Regions from separate parts of the Mus musculus genome. Here region 1 is linked to region 2. A link is a loop called in an ENCODE intact Hi-C map of the cell type or tissue named here. Cell type or tissue: gastrocnemius. All regions are shown on one strand.

Region 1 (8,000 bases), 86 kb after region 2:
GGGACAGGAAGGGACCTGAAGCAAAGGTCAGAGCCACAGCAGAGCAAAGGACTGGAGTTGGGGGCTATAAAAGGCCATATCAGGGCCCTGCACAAGTGCTGGGCCATGCTGCTACCTGGGCTGCTGCTGCTGTTGCTGCTGCTAGCTGGCACCCGCTGGCTGTGGGGCCAATGGAAGTTCCGGAAGCTGCACCTCCTGCCTCTGGCCCCGGGTTTTCTGCACTTCCTACAGCCTAACCTTCCCATTTACCTGCTTGGCCTCACTCAGAAACTCGGGCCCATCTACAGGATCCGCTTGGGGCTGCAAGGTAAGCCAGTCTTCTGTCTTGGTGTGACCCCTTCTTCCCTGCCTGACATTGTCCTTTCCCCCTCCTTCTTTTCCTTCTCCTTCTCCTCTTCCTCCTCTTCTTCTTCCTCCTATCTTCCTCCTCCTCCACCACTCCCTCTTCTTCTTTAAGATTAGATCTTATATACAGCCCTTGTTGGGCTGAAAATCACTATATAGACCAGGCTAGTCCCAAACTCAAAGAGATCCACCTGGTGTGGCCTTTGATCTCCTTGGTTGCTTGTGGTCATGTCTTTCTTTCTACCATCTCTCCTGCAGGAAAGATGGACTTGGACCTGTCCCTGGGGGATTACTCTCTCATGTGGAAGGCCCACAAGAAACTCTCTCGGTCAGCCCTGATGCTGGGCATGCTAGACTCCATGGAGCCTCTGATAGAGCAGCTGACCCAGGAGTTCTGTGAGGTGAGGATAGCTCTTGTAGCCTGACCCTCTTGGGGTCAGCCTCCCTCTCCCGCCAGTACCCCTCTGGCTCCACAGCCTCTGCAGCCTTTCTCTCCTCCACAGCGCATGCGAGCCCAGGCTGGCACCCCCGTGGCCATCCATAAGGAATTCTCCTTCCTCACTTGCAGTATCATCTCCTGCCTCACTTTTGGAGACAAGGTCCATGTTACCCTCTTGCCCACCCCTAACCCCCCTCTGGCCCTCTGCGGGTCTTGAACTCAAAGCATGCCCTCCTGTTCCGGCAGGACAGCACGTTGGTACAGACCCTTCACGACTGTGTCCAGGACTTGTTGCAAGCCTGGAACCACTGGTCCATCCAAATCTTGACGATAATTCCCCTTCTCAGGGTGAGGAGTTGCAGCCCAGTCTCCCCTGGGTTGTGGGGGAGGGGACCACCAGTCTCCACCCTGCAGCTGACTCTCTTTCCTGCCCCAGTTCTTCCCCAACCCAGGCCTCCAGAAGCTGAAGCAGATCCAAGAGAGTCGGGACCATATCATAAAGCAGCAGCTGAAGCAGCACAAGGTGGATGTTGCAGGGGCACCAGCTCCTCTGGCCTCAGCCAGTGATGTGCCTGCCACCCCCCACCCCCACCGACCGCCACCACTGCTGGACACACAACTTCCCCTGCCTTTGCAGGACAGCCTGGTTGCAGGCCAATGGAAAGACATGATTGACTACATGCTCCAGGAAGTGGAGAAGCAAAGGGATGGCAAAGACAAAGAGCAACTCCACGAGGGGCACGTGCACATGTCGGTGGTGGACCTGTTCATCGGCGGCACCGAGACCACGGCTACCACGCTCTCCTGGGCTGTGGCTTTCCTGCTTCACCACCCTGAGGTGCACTGTGGGAAGACTGCTCCTTCTGGAACCTTGATCCAGTTGCCCTACTCTTGACTGCTTGGCCTGGGCTATGCTCACAGAGGGGGCTCTAGGGTCAGCTAGATGGCAGGAGGGAGGAGCTGCAGGCTGGGCAGCTGTGAGCCACCTGGGCAGGCAGCTGTGAGCCACCTGGGCAAAGTCTGGTCCCTAGAACCCAGCCTTGCCCCTCCTTCTCAGATCCAGAAGTGACTGCAGGAAGAGTTAGACCTCAAGCTGGGCCCAGGCTCCCAGCTCCTGTACAGGAACCGAATGCAGCTGCCTCTGCTCATGGCCACCATTGCTGAGGTGCTGCATTTGCGGCCTGTGGTGCCCTTGGCCTTGCCCCATCGTGCAACTAAGGCTAGCAGGTGATTCCCTGGGGGTAAGGGTTGAGGGAGGAAGACCTCGACAGCTCCTGACTCCACCTTTCCCTCAGCATCTCTGGCTATAACATCCCCAAGGATATGGTCATCATCCCCAACATCCAAGGCGCCAACCTGGATGAGATGGTTTGGGAACTGCCCAGCAAGTTCTGGCCAGGTATGAGGCAGACAGGAAAGGGAGCGGGAGAGGGCCGGCCTCTGCTGGGACAAACTTCTCTAGCTCTCCATCTACTACCCACAGATCGCTTCCTGGAACCTGGCAAGAATCCCAGAACACCATCCTTTGGCTGTGGGGCACGCGTGTGCCTGGGAGAGCCTCTGGCACGGCTGGAGCTCTTTGTGGTGCTGGCTCGTCTGCTGCAGGCCTTCACTCTGCTGCCTCCACCAGATGGAACCCTGCCCTCCCTGCAGCCCCAGCTTTATGCTGGCATCAATCTCCTGATTCCTCCTTTCCAGGTGCGGCTGCAGCCCAGAAACCTGGCAGCCCAAGAACTGGGTGAGAAAACCTTGACAGGATAGGATGAGCCTAGTGCCTCAGTTTCTCCTTTATTGCTCCATTTCCCCTCCCCTCCCCCCCTGTAAACATGGTGCTGTGAGATTGTGGCAGAGAAGGCCTCCTTGGTGTGGCATGCTGGCTCTTCTCTGGGCACAACCCCTCAGTGCTCGGCAGTCATACCGGGGTGTGAGTGAGGTGGGCAGCAGGCTCAGGTGCCCCTGGTGGGGACCTGGAAGTTTCTGGGTCGCAGCTTCATTTCCGTGAAGGGCACAGAGAACTCGAAGCCCTTCCAGTGGTACCAGCTCACTCCCTGAGGAGAGGGTTGTCAAGGGAAGAGAGTCAAGACAGTGCCATATCAATGCCACCTAATCCAGCCCCACCCTGCTCCTGTAGGTGACTCCCAGGGTCCAGCCATCTCCCCCATGATCCCTGAGCTGGTGCCTTCTGCCCAGTAATAAATGGTCTCTTCAAGTTTCCTCAGCAAGGTTGGCATGAGTGTCTCATTTCACAGTTGAGCCTCTGAGGCACGAGTTCAGCCCTTCATGTGAGAGGACTTCAGCCCGGGTCACCCAGATCCCAACGTGGAGTCCTGTGGTCCCCACGGCCCCCACCTGGTGATCCACTGTGCTCCCATAGAGCCCATTGAGGTTGGCGTAGTGACAGTTCCTGTACCACCAAGCCCCACGATAAGAGACAGCGCAAGAGATGAGCAAGTTGTTGGGGTCTCGATCACGGGCAGAAAAGACACTGCCACTGTGGTAGCTCATAGAGTCGCCTGGCAGGGCATGCGAAGACATAGTGAGGATCACCCCGCCTCGTGCCCACCCGCCCCCACATCATCTGTGCCCACACTTACCTGCAGTCCCATGGTAGCCCTCAAGGTGTAGGCGGTAGTTCTCCTTTGCTGAGTCTACACGGAAGAAGTCATACTGGGCGAACACGGCTTCCTTTCCGGCCCGCAGGTCCACACGCAGAGAATAGTCTCCAGCCTGTGTTAGGCTGTGCAGGGCCTCGTTGCCTGGGGTGGAGCATGCTTCATCAGGGTACTGGGGTTCACTGGACTGCCATCCCTTCCCTGGCTCCCCAGCCCTATGAAGCACGGACCCAGCCAGAATTCCCCGGAAATGTTCCCAAAACCATGGGCGTACTCCTCCCAGTCTCTCCAGAAGTCCGTCTGTCCATCCATGCGGCGCTGGAACACCTGGAAAGCAATCAAGGCCAAAGTCAGCCTGTGGTTCCCCTGCATCGTCTCCTGTGCTACACAGTGATAAGCAGGGAGCCGGGCTCTGAATGGAACCCACCAGCCAACCACCTCCATCAGTCTCCATGTCACAGAACACATCCAAAGGCCGCTCACGGTTGCCATTGAGGAAGATGGTGGTGGTCTTTGAGGCACTGGGCCCATTCTTCAGCTCCTCCCCACAGTCCCGGGGGAAGGGGATCCGCAGCCCACCTGCGGAGAGGAGGTGGAGAGTCTGTCTGTTCTCCTCCCCAAACCTCAGATCCCAGAGCCCCCCAACCCCCGCGAAGCTCAAACCCCAGAGCCAGTACCAGTAGTAAAGGAAGTGAGCACGGGAGGTGTAAGGCTCTCGCCCCAGATGGCCCGCAGCTGGGCACTGTAGAAGGTGGAGGGGAAGAGGCGCAGAAGCCTGTGCGAGGTGGTTCCTGCTGGAAGCAGGATTTCCTGGAGACAGACGAGGGACAGACATGTCAGTGGAGGGCCAGATGGAGACTCTCTAGGAGAGCTAGAGGAGGCACCTCCAAATCAAGCCGCGTGGAATGCTGATGGCCAGTGAAGTGGGGTACCTGAATCTGTCCTCCAGGGGTGTCAAAGCTGAGCAGGTAGCCTGTGGGTGGGACTTCAGGCTCAGTCCAAGTGAGCAGGGCCGTGCGAGGAGTCACTTCCTTGGCCTCCAAGTCCTGGGGGGGCTTTAACCCTGGAAGGAGAAGGATGGAAAGAGACAAAAATGAGGCCCATGTCTATTCTCCTCAATCTCCTGTGACCCACACGCAGCCGTGGCTATACCTGTGGTGAAGGTTATGCTGGCTGGGGAGGTGAAGTTAGGACCCCGGAGACCACGCACGGTGGCTGTGTAATTGGTGTCGAGTGCCAGGTCAGTCAGTGGGTAGTCCACAGCGCTGCCAGGTGCTGAGGCCTGAAGGGGTGGGGCTAGGAGTGGGAGGGGCATCAGCTCCTATCCATCTGAGCTGTACCCTGTTACCCGCTTCTCCACCCCAAACAAGTCTTCTTTAGAGGAGGTTTGTTCTCACTCACCCCCAGGGGATTCGACCTCGACGTCATATTTGTCCACTGGTTTGTGGGGGGGTTTCCAGTGTAGAAGGGCAGATCCGTCAGTCAAGTTCAATGCCCGTAGCTGGGTGGGACCATCAGGCACTGGGCAAGAACAGGGAGCTCAGAGGCATCCCTAGCCCTAACTCTCCCGACCCTGCTGGCTCCTCCCTCATTGGAGGTTGGAACCCGGGGATCCTCTGCCCCCATTACACCCTTACCCCCTTTTTTGCTTTCTCTTTCTCTACCTCTCCTCGTGCTGGGGGCTGTCTCTCTTACCTGTGGTGAGGAAGCCTGTGAGAGGCTCGCTTTCCTCAAAGCCACGGACGGAGACCACAGTCACCTCATAGCGAGTGTCTGGAATCAGCCCTTGGAGGATCTGGGTCTGGGTCCGGCCATCCACCTGCACACTTTGTGGCTCTCCTGCAAACATGGACGGAGCCTGAGAACAGCTAGAGAGCAGGCAGTGTGCAGGGGTGGTAGTGGGCAAGAGAGGAGAGCCAAGGAGGTCATGAGGGTAAGGAAAGGGGTCTTCACCTCCATCTGCTAGCTGGTAGGAGATTTTGAAGCTGTCCACCCTGGACGTTGGCGGCACCCATTTGACTTTGGCTGATGTTTCCCCGATGTCGCTGAATTGCAGGTCCCGGGGGCTCTCCAGAACTGGGGGCATAAGGGATGGGTAGAGCGGCTAAGGCACGGATAGGCAGGCTCCTGCCTTTTCTCCTTGGGTGCACTGGCTCCAAAGAGGCCTGTTACCTTCTCTGGTAGGTTCCTCAGGACAGGTGTCACTCTCTACGTGTTTTCAACCCTTCCCTCCCCCACCCCACCATTACCACACAGGTTGTTATATGCTGGGTCCCACCCCGCAAAACAGGAAGCCCTTTCTTTGGTGTTCCTGCGGGCCCTCACCTGGGCTGAGTGTGCGGGCAGTGCCCTGGATGCTGTCTGCCTTGTGTGGCCCACGCAGCCCATACAGAGTAAGGCTATACAGGGTCCCAGGACGCAGGTCCCGGAGCATGGCGGATCGCCGCACGCCTGGCACCATAAGCTCTCGCTGTTGCAGAGTGCGAGGATTCTGCTCCAGGGTACTCAGTAGGGGGACCCCAAAGCGTAGCAGGAAAGAGTCAAAGGCCCCAAGCGGGGCTTCCCAGTTTAGCCGCAGAGAACTGGTGGTCACATCTGAAACTGAGAGCTGGGACAGGCGGGGCCCGGGGTCCCCTGGGCCCTGACCAGCAGGAACTGGATCTGTGTGAAGTGGGTAGGAGAAAAGGGTTTGGAGACAGATGCATGATGCCAGTTCTAAGGTTTATAGCATGTCCCTTTGTCATCTTATCCTGATCCTCTTGGTCAGTAAAGTTGGGCTAGTGAGGAACAGAGCCACAGGAGGGGTGTTCAGTGGCCCGACATGGGAGCAGAGGCAGGGGCTGTGGAGGGCAAATGGCCTCAACTCTTTCTGGGTGAAAAACTCCACAGGCCTTTCCTGTGGAAGCCAATTTAGGGTGCCACCTTCCACCCTTCCTACCCCAGACTAGGATGGTACAGGCCTGGCCCTACCTGTGGTGCCCTCTACAGACACAGGTCCGTGGCGTGTCCCTTCACGGAGGCCATAGAGGAAGAACTTGTAGGAAGTTTTGGGTTCCAGGCCTGAGATGAGGACTTTGTCCTGGTCTCCATCAACAAGCAGGGCCTGGGTTTCATTCTCTGTGTCCTGGTACTGGACCACAAAGGAGTCAAAGGGGCCACGAGCCACAGCCCAGGAGAGTCGCAGGGAGTCTGGGGTTGCCTCTGTCACTGCCAGCGTCCCCAGGCCGGGAGCATGAGGGGGCTCAGTGTGGTCTGGGGCTGATATGTCAACTTCTGAGGCTGCATGGGAGAAACCAGAGCAGAATCTACGCGGGGGTGCCATGGGGCCCTCCCTTCCCATCTTGCCCTTCAGAGGAAAGCTGGCAAGGCTGGCTTGAGACTGGTGACACCTCATAGTCCTGGCAGAGCAGCCCACGAGAGGAAAGGGAGGGAGGAGATCATCTAGAACCTTCCAGTTCTTGAACTCATTTCAGCAGTGTGCCCCAGGAGACCTCTCTGAGAAGAGCCCCAGGGTCTGTCTCCTGTCTGGGAAGCTGTTGGTCTTTCCTCTACCTCTCAATGTATCTGGACCTGAGACTCACTTCTGCTCTCCCAGCCTTGGGCACATCAAGCCCGCCTCAGCAGTGGCCCCACCCATAGAGCCTTTTGAAAGCAGCTGAAGGTGGCACCGACTGGTGTACGTGCCTGGCAAGACACACTAGCCATGTGCCCTTCTGAGGTGGGTGTCAGTGGCCTCTGCCCACTGGCTTTCTCGGTGGTTTTCCCTTTCAGAAAACATCTCTGGCTCACTAGCATGGGAGGTGTGTGCTGATGTGGCAAGCCTACATTGTGAGGAGCTAAAGTTGCTCCAACAGGGCGGTGGGAAGCAGCCCTTGAGGGGATGGCTGGGCTTGAGAGAGAAAGCAGGGAATCCTCAAGGCCTTTCCTTCCTGCTTGGCCTGGCTTCTCCTGTTCTTTCAAATGACTGATTAACACCTGGGGTGGGGTGGGCACAAACTCTCCCTTCTCTGGCTCTGGCCAGGCCTCTCCCCCTCCCTCCTGTCCACTCCAGTCAGTTCCGTGGTCTTCAGACCAGGCAGGACAGCCTCACCTGTCACTCCCAAGGCAGAGATGGGTCCCAGGCGCTTCCCTCCAGTGAGCCCATAGAGCAGGAACTTGTATTTCCTGCCTGGCTGTAGACCCTCTATGGTGACCTCTCGCTGGTCTGCAGCCAAGGACACCGTCTGGAGCTGCCCATCCCTGTCCTTGTACTGGACCAGGAAGGAGTCAAAGGGACCCTGGGCCACAGACCAAGAGAGGTGCATGGAGTCAGAGGTCTCCTCTGTCACTGACAGTTCACCGAGGCGGGGCTGTGGTGTCTTCTCCACGGGAGCTGAGAGGAGGGTAGGAAGATTCAGTTCACAGTCTTCAGAGGAAAGCAAGGATACATGTGTAGCCTTGGGGACAGACACCCAGCCCGTAGATGACAGACAATGCTTGGAAGAGCTAGTGTAATGAGGGTTTGGTGGGGCAGAATTATGGTATCTGAGGGCTCCAGGCCCTGAAGTCTGCTTGGGTGAATCACGGACCTGGGAGTTGGGTCATGGGCCCACCCTACCCCTTCC
Region 2 (8,000 bases):
AGCAAATCTTGAAGGGTCAACTCAGCCCCACCCTGTCTGCCTATCTTTGGTTATTCAAGGCAACCTAGTTCTACCAAGGAAATTTAGCAAGGTCAGACGAATCTGCCATTTGACCATTCTGCAGAGATCCATGGTCTGTCTCTTTCCCCGTTCTGCCCAGTGAGTGGTACCACAACCAGAACCATAGCCTCTTATCACAGTGGCTCATCACTGGGGAACACAATAGGACCAGGTAGTTCCTGTGCCCTGAGGAGGTCAGATGTCAGAGCTCACATCAGTGAGGAGAGCATCAGAGAATTGTGGATATTTCACATGTTTTTCTGCTTTGTTTGGTTATAATGCATCTCAGCCTGGCTTCAGACTTACTATGGAACCTGGACATTTGAGTGCTTAGATTATAGCACACATCACCACACCAAGGATTTTGCAGTGCTAGGAATTGAACCCAGGGCTTTGTGCACACCAGGCAAGCACTTTGCCAACCGTACCATATCACTGAAACAAATTATATTTATTTTATTTTTTTCTTGTTTTACTTTTTGAGACCAGGTCTTATGTAGCCAGCACTGGCCTTGAACTCCTGATCTCAGCTTCCCTGGAATTACAGGTGCATCCCAGCATCTGTGGTGTCTAGTCTGTGATAGAAAGGGGCAATAATTGGGCAGAGAGAGTCTGGGGATAGGCAGTTGGGGGACTTGTCACCTATCTCCATAAGCTCCACCCCCCTAATTGGAATAGTCTCACCCCAGATACTCTATGAGATTCCCAATTGCTCCCTTATCAAGTGCCCCTGGGATGGTCCTGGGGAAACCCCATCTCTAACAGTTGTAACTTCTGAACCAGCCGTGTCTTCCCAGTCCCTCCTGGGGCGGCTGGGGTTGGAGGACTGTCTTTATCATGATGGGAGCCATCTTCTCCCTGAGCTGGCAACCTGTGGGCCCTGACCCTCAAGGTTGCCTTAGCAAGCACATAGCAAGCCCTCTTCTCTGTCCTATTCCTGTCCTCAGGCCTACGAGCAAGGCCCCCTCCTTTTCTCCTTTCCTCATCTCAAGGTTTTCTCAAACTCCTTCACATTTGTGTTTTCAGCTTTTGTTTGTTTGTTTGTTTGTTTTTTTTTTTTGTAAGTCATCTCCAGTTGGTCATTTTGTTGCTATTGTTGTAGCCAAATGATTAAAGGTACAGACTCTGCACCCGGGTGCCTGCTGAAGCTTGGTTCTGCCTCTTTGCAGTTCTGCACATGTGTAAGCTCTTCAGCCTTGACTTCATTAAACAACCGGGGCAGTGGTATATGGTGTAGCCTGTGGGTCATGGTAGGCATGGTGGGGGCAGAGCAAAGCAGGTAGGAGCTGGTACACATTGTTCCAAAACGTGGTCCCTTGTCTTCTGAGCACTTTTTGTGTGGTGCAGGGGTAGAACCCAGGGCCTCTCACTATGAGGCAAACACTAACACTAAACCTTGCTTCTTCTGAGATAGGGTCTTGCTATGTAGCCCAAGCTGACCTCAGACTCAGTCTTTCTGCTATTGCCTCCTAAGTGCTGAGATCATAGGCAAGCACCACCACACCTAACAACGTGTTTACGACACTGAAAGAGACCATATAAGCAATGCTACCAGGCCAGGCATTGTGGAATATGCCTGTAATCCCAGCGTTTGGAGATGGAAAAGGAGGGGTCAGGGTGAGGTCATCCTTAGCTACATCAAGACCAGTCAGGGCTACATAGTAAGACCTATGTCAGAGAGAGAAGGGAGAGGGGAGAGAAGAAGAGGAGGAGGAGGAGGAGGAGGAGGAGGAGGAGAAAGGAGAAGAAGAAGAAGAAGAAGAAGAAGAAGAAGAAGAAGAAGAAGAAGAAGAAGGAAGAAGAAGAAGAAGAAGAAGAAGAAGAAGAAGAAGAAGAAGAAGAAGAAGAAGAAGAAGAAGAAGAAGAAGAAGAAGAAGAAGAAGAAGAAGAAGAAGAGTGGACATCCTGGCAGAAGAAACTGGAACTAGGAAAGACCTCACTGACCGGCCATGGCCAGGCTGCCCCAACTGGTACACGGATGGTAGCAGCTTTTTGGTTGAAGGTAAGTGAAAAGCAGGGGCTGCAGTGGTCAACGGAAAACAACCATCTTGGCCAGCAGCTTGCCTGAAGGGACGACAGCCTAGAGAGCAGAGCTAATTGCACTCACCCAAGCTTTGCAGCCGGCAGAAGGGAAGAACATTAATATCTACACAGACAGCAGGTATACTTTCGCCACCGCTCACATACATGGGGCGATCTACAGACAAAGGGGGCTATTCATATCTGCTGGGAAAGATATTAAAAATAAAGAAGAAATCTTGAGCCTATTAGAAGCCATACACTTGCCAAAAACAAACAAACAAACAAACAAACAAACAACAACAAAAACTGGCCATCATACATTGCCCTGGTCACCAGAAAGGCCATGATGCCATAGCGAAGGGAAATCAGATGGCTTACCTCGCTGCCAAACAGGCTGCCCAAGGTTCCTCATAGCTAGAGAAAAAAAAAAAAAAAAAGAACTGTTAGACCATTATGAACTCAAAGACGCAGGCGTTGACTACACTCCAGAAGATCAGGAACTGATAGACAAAATACCTGAGATATGTGGGTATACTCCCCAGGGAGTGGCTAAGACCCAAAATGGTCACTCGGTTCTGCCTACCAAAGAAGGACAACAATATGGAGCCAATCTACACTGGCTCACACACTTGGGAACTAAGAAGTTCAAAGAAATTGTTAAGAGCTCAAGCTACTATGCTATAAGATTGCCCAACGTTGCCCAGGAGATTGTTAGTAAATGCCAAGCCTGTGCCCTCCCCAATGCCGGGCACCACAAGAAAGCCCCCAGAAAGCAGCTAAGAGGTGAGTGGCCAGGGGCATACTGAGAAGTAAATTTTACTGAAGTTAAACCAGCCAAGTACGGTAATAAATATCTATTAGTTTTGATAGACACTTTTTCAGGGTGGGTCGAAGCCTTCCCCACTAAGAAGGAGTGAGCCAATATCGTGGCAAAGAAGATATTAGAGGAAAATTTCCCAAGATCTGGCATCCCTAAGGTACTTTCGTCAGACAATGGCCCCTCCTTTGTTGCCCAGGTAAGCCAAGGGTTAGCCAGACAATTGGGGATCAATTGGAAGTTACATTGTGCTTATAGACCCTAGAGTTCAGGACAGGTAGAGCAGATGACTAGAACATTAAAAGAAATATAAGTAAATGTAACGCTAAACAACCAAAGAAGCCCCTCTGTGTTTTGTTAGTACACATGCATGTGAACGTTGTGAATATGCAGTACCACTCTGCGGCCAGAAGAGGGCAGTGGAACTGCAGAAATAGAGTTGCAGAAGGTAGTGAGCTGCCACAGAAGTGCTGGGAACTGAACCCAGGTCCTCAGCAAGAGCAGCCAGGGCTCTTAACCACTGAACCACATTGCCAGCCCTGTGGTATATGTTCATCATTCGAGAAATGGTGAAGCAGAGGCAGGAAGATAGCCGGGGCTCAGTGGCCAGCTTGCCTGGATGAATCAGGGAGGTTCAGGAAAATGAGCCCTCAGGGGTCTTGTACCTTGGACAGACCAACTGAGGCTGACCTGTGGTTACCACACACAAGCACAACACCCTCTGCCATGCCCCACCCCTACCCAGACATCAAACCAAAGGGAAGTCTAACAAAGAATTGCACAAGGAGCCAGGTGACTCATGTCTGCATTCCAAGCTATTTGGGGAGCTGAAGGAAGGTGCAAAGTTTCTGCCTGTCTGAGCTACACGGTGAGTTCAAGGTACCCTGGGCAACTTAGTGAGGCTCTTTTTCAAACTAACAAAAGAGGGTCTAGGACTGTGGATGCAGCTGGCAGTGGAGGGCTGGCCGGGCATCACAAAAATAAAGTTAACAGTAGTGGTAATAAAATCAATAAAATATAATACCCAAAAGGCGTATTGGGCAGAGACTGCTATTCATTTCTTTTCTCTAGAACAAATGCACTCCACTCAGCTGGTCCAAGGGGAGGTATGGTGGGAGGGGCCGGCTCCAGTGGACTCTCCGCCTACTTGGCTGAAACAGAGTTAGGAAACTGACTGCGATACAGAGAGGTCAGGGTCTTGCATCCCTTCCTTTCTTCTTGATGGATGGTCCCATCTTTGATCCACAGATTCTCCAAGGCTGATGGGGACTGTGCCAATGTGAAAACATACTGTTCTGTGTTGGGAACAGGAAGGGACCTGAAGCAAAGGTCAGAGCCACAGCAGAACAAAGGACTGGAGTTGGGGGCTATAAAAGGCCATATCAGGGCCCTGCACAAGTGCTGGGCCATGCTGCTACCTGGGCTGCTGCTGCTGTTGCTGCTGCTAGCTGGCACCCGCTGGCTGTGGGGCCAATGGAAGCTCCGGAAGCTGCACCTCCCGCCTCTGGCCCCGGGTTTTCTGCACTTCCTACAGCCTAACCTTCCCATCTACCTGCTTGGCCTCACTCAGAAACTCGGGCCCATCTACAGGATCCGCTTGGGGATGCAAGGTAAGCCAGTCTTCTGTGTTGATGTGACCCCTCTTCCCTGCCTGACATTGTCCTTTCCCCTCAGATGTGGTGGTGCTAAATTCTAACAGAACCATTGAGGAGGCCTTGATCCAAAAGTGGGTGGACTTTGCTGGCCGACCCCATATGCTAAATGGTAAGGGTTAGGACCCTTGCTCAGTTTCCCCTCCCTTCCCCCCCCCCCCGTAAACATGGTGCTGTGAGATTGTGGCAGAGAAGGCTTCCTCGGTGAGGCACGATGGCTCCTCTTCCTCTTCCTCTTCCTCCTCCTCCTTCTCCTTCTCCTCTTCCTCCTCTTCCTCCTGTTCTTCCTCCTCCTCCACCACTCCCTCTTCTTTAAGATTAGGTCTTACTATAGAGCCCTTGTTGGGCTGAAAACCACTATGTAGAAAAGGCTAGTCTTAAACTTACAGAGATCCACCTGGTGTGGCCTTTGGCCTCCTTGGTAGCTTGTGGTCATGTCTTTCTTTCTACCATCTCTCCTGCAGGAAAGATGGACTTGGACCTGTCCCTGGGGGATTACTCTCTCATGTGGAAGGCCCACAAGAAACTCTCTCGCTCAGCCCTGATGCTGGGCATGCGAGACTCCATGGAGCCTCTGATAGAGCAGCTGACCCAGGAGTTCTGTGAGGTGGGGCTAGCTCTTGTAGTAGCCTGACTCTCTTGGGGTCAGCCTCCCTCTCCCGCCAGTACCACTCTGACTCCACAGCCTCTGCAGCCTGTCTCTCCTCCACAGCGCATGCGAGCCCAGGCTGGCACCCCCGTGGCCATCCATAAGGAATTCTCCTTCCTCACTTGTAGTATCATCTCCTGCCTCACTTTTGGAGACAAGGTCCATGTTACCCTCTTGCCCACCCCTAACCCCCCTCTGGCCCTCTGCGGGTCTTGAACTCAAAGCATGCCCTCCTGTTCCGGCAGGACAGCACGTTGGTACAGACCCTTCACGACTGTGTCCAGGACTTGTTGCAAGCCTGGAACCACTGGTCCATCCAAATCTTGACGATAATTCCCCTTCTCAGGGTGAGGAGTTGCAGCCCAGTCTCCCCTGGGTTGTGGGGGAGGGGACCACCAGTCTCCACCCTGCAGCTGACTCTCTTTCCTGCCCCAGTTCCTCCCCAACCCAGGCCTCCAGAAGCTGAAGCAGATCCAAGAGAGTCGGGACCATATTGTCAAGCAGCAGCTGAAGCGGCACAAGGTGGGCGTTGCAGTGGCACCAGCTCCTCTGGCCTCAGCCAGTGATGTGCCTGCCACCCCCACCCCCACCGACCGCCACCACTGCTGGACACACAATTTCCCCTGCCTTTGCAGGACAGCCTGGTTGCAGGCCAATGGAAAGACATGATTGACTACATGCTCCAGGGAGTGGAGAAGCAAAGGGATGGCAAAGACGAAGAGCGGCTCCACGAGGGGCACGTGCACATGTCGGTGGTGGACCTGTTCATCGGCGGCACCGAGACCACGGCTACCACGCTCTCCTGGGCTGTGGCTTTCCTGCTTCACCACCCTGAGGTGCACTGTGGGAAGACTGCTCCTTCTGGAACCTTGATCCAGTTGCCCTGCTCTTGACTGCTTGGCCTGGGCTATGCTCACAGAGGGGGCTCTAGGGTCAGCTAGATGGCAGGAGGGAGGAGCTGCAGGCTGGGCAGCTGTGAGCCACCTGGGCAAAGTCTGGTCCCTAGAGCTCAGCCTTGCCCCTCCTTCTCAGATCCAGAAGCGACTGCAGGAAGAGTTAGACCTCAAGCTGGGCCCAGGCTCCCAGCTCCTGTACAGGAACCGAATGCAGCTGCCTCTGCTCATGGCCACCATTGCCGAGGTGCTGCGTTTGCGGCCTGTGGTGCCCTTGGCCTTGCCCCATCGTGCAACTAGGGCTAGCAGGTGATTCCCTGGGGGTAAGGGTTGAGGGAGGAAGACCTTGACAGCTCCTGACTCCACCTTTCCCTCAGCATCTCCGGCTATGACATCCCTAAGGATATGGTCATCATCCCCAACATCCAAGGCGCCAACCTGGATGAGATGGTTTGGGAACTGCCCAGCAAGTTCTGGCCAGGTATGAGGCACACAGGAAAGGGAGCGGGAGAGGGCCGGCCTCTGCTGGGACAAACTTTTCTAGCTCTCCATCTACTACCCACAGATCGCTTCCTGGAACCTGGGAAGAATCCCAGAACACCATCCTTTGGCTGTGGGGCACGCGTGTGCCTGGGAGAGCCTCTGGCACGGCTGGAGCTCTTTGTGGTGCTGGCTCGTCTGCTGCAGGCCTTCACTCTGCTGCCTCCACCAGATGGAACCCTGCCTTCCCTGCAGCCCCAGCCTTATGCTGGCATCAATCTCCCGATTCCTCCTTTCCAGGTGCGGCTGCAGCCCAGAAACCTGGCGCCCCAAGACCAGGGTGAGCGTCCTTGACAGGATAGGACGAGTCTCTTTAAAGTTTCTCCTTTATTGCTCAGTTCCCCCCCCCCCCCCGTAAACATGGTGCTGTGAGATTGTGGCAGAGAAGGCTTCCTCGGTGAGGCACGGTGGCTCTTCTCTACTGGGGTGTGAGTGAGGTAGGCAGCAGGCTCAGGTGCCCCTGGTGGGGGCCTGGAAGTTTCTGGGTCGGAGCTTCATTTCCGTGAAGGGCACAGAAAACTCGAAGCCCTTCCAGTGGTACCAGCTCACTCCCTGAGGAGAGGGTTGTCAAGGGAAGAGAGTCAAGACAGCGCCATATCAATGCCACCTAATCCAGCCCCACCCTGCTCCTGTAGGTGACTCCCAGGGTCCAGCTATCTCTCCCATGATCCCTGAGCTGGTGCCTTCTGCCCAGTAATAAATGGTCTCTTCAGATTTCCTCAGCAAGGTTGGCATGAGTGTCTCATTTCACAGTTGAGCTTCTGAGGCATGAGTTCAGCCCTTCATGTGAGAGGACTTCATCCCGGGTCACCCAGATCCCAATGTGGAGTCCTGTGGTCCCCACGGCCCCCACCTGGTGATCCACTGTGCTCCCATAGAGCCCGTTGAGGTTGGCGTAGTGACAGTTCCTGTACCACCAAGCCCCACGATAGGAGACAGCGCAGGAGATGAGCAAGTTGTTGAGGTCTTGATCACGGGCAGAAAAGACACTGCTGCTGTGGTAGCTCATAAAGTTGCTTGGCAGGGGATGCGAAGGCATGGTGAGGATCACCCCGCCTCATGCCCACCTGCTCACACCCCATCTGTGCCCACACTTACCTGCAGTCCCATGGTAGCCCTCAAGGTGTAGGCGGTAGTTCTCCTTTGCTGAGTCTACACGGAAGAAGTCATACTGGGCGAACACGGCTTCCTTTCCGGCCCGCAGGTCCACATGCAGAGAATAGTCTCCAGCCTGTGTTAGGCTGTGCAGGGCCTCGTTGTCTGGGGTGGAGCATGCTTCATCAGGGTACTGGGGTTCACTGGACTGCCATCCCTTCCCTGGCTCCCCAGCCCTATGAAGCACAGACCCAGCCAGAATTCCCCGGAAA

The links. Peaks named below come from ENCODE experiments on the same cell type or tissue, not always from the same donor. Only the 100,000 strongest peaks of a DNase experiment are listed, where the experiment ranks them.
Region 1: a loop joins it to region 2, with 7 times the contacts of the local background. A loop is called at or near these places in 19 of 42 quality-filtered maps.

Annotation. Positions count from the first base shown.
Region 1 is chr17:34,714,358-34,722,357 of GRCm38, reverse strand. It overlaps Tnxb (tenascin XB), which reads right to left. Exons shown (of 33, transcript NM_031176.2): 20 at 7,487-7,768; 21 at 6,367-6,675; 22 at 5,722-6,057; 23 at 5,350-5,472; 24 at 5,092-5,235; 25 at 4,798-4,917; 26 at 4,549-4,692; 27 at 4,329-4,459; 28 at 4,074-4,206; 29 at 3,824-3,975; 30 at 3,627-3,723; 31 at 3,379-3,540; 32 at 3,134-3,297; 33 at 2,543-2,832. The coding sequence ends at 2,731. It also overlaps the pseudogene Cyp21a2-ps. Among named protein-coding and RNA genes, the nearest start is that of C4b, 26 kb to the left of the region's middle. In gastrocnemius, no CTCF peak of the experiment used is centred here; DNase peaks (open chromatin) are centred at 2,331 and 4,698.
Region 2 is chr17:34,800,707-34,808,706 of GRCm38, reverse strand. It overlaps Cyp21a1 (cytochrome P450, family 21, subfamily a, polypeptide 1), which reads left to right and starts at 4,281. Exons shown (of 10, transcript NM_009995.2): 1 at 4,281-4,509; 2 at 4,574-4,663; 3 at 5,016-5,158; 4 at 5,264-5,359; 5 at 5,446-5,547; 6 at 5,636-5,722; 7 at 5,836-6,036; 8 at 6,233-6,402; 9 at 6,471-6,574; 10 at 6,659-7,359. The coding sequence starts at 4,308. The coding sequence ends at 6,927. It also overlaps the pseudogene Tnxa. RefSeq lists enhancers at 4,009-4,020, 4,083-4,094, 4,124-4,135, 3,966-4,151, 4,147-4,160 and 1 more and promoters at 3,778-4,494, 1-4,494. In gastrocnemius, a CTCF peak has its summit at 3,320 (motif pointing right); no DNase peak of the experiment used is centred here.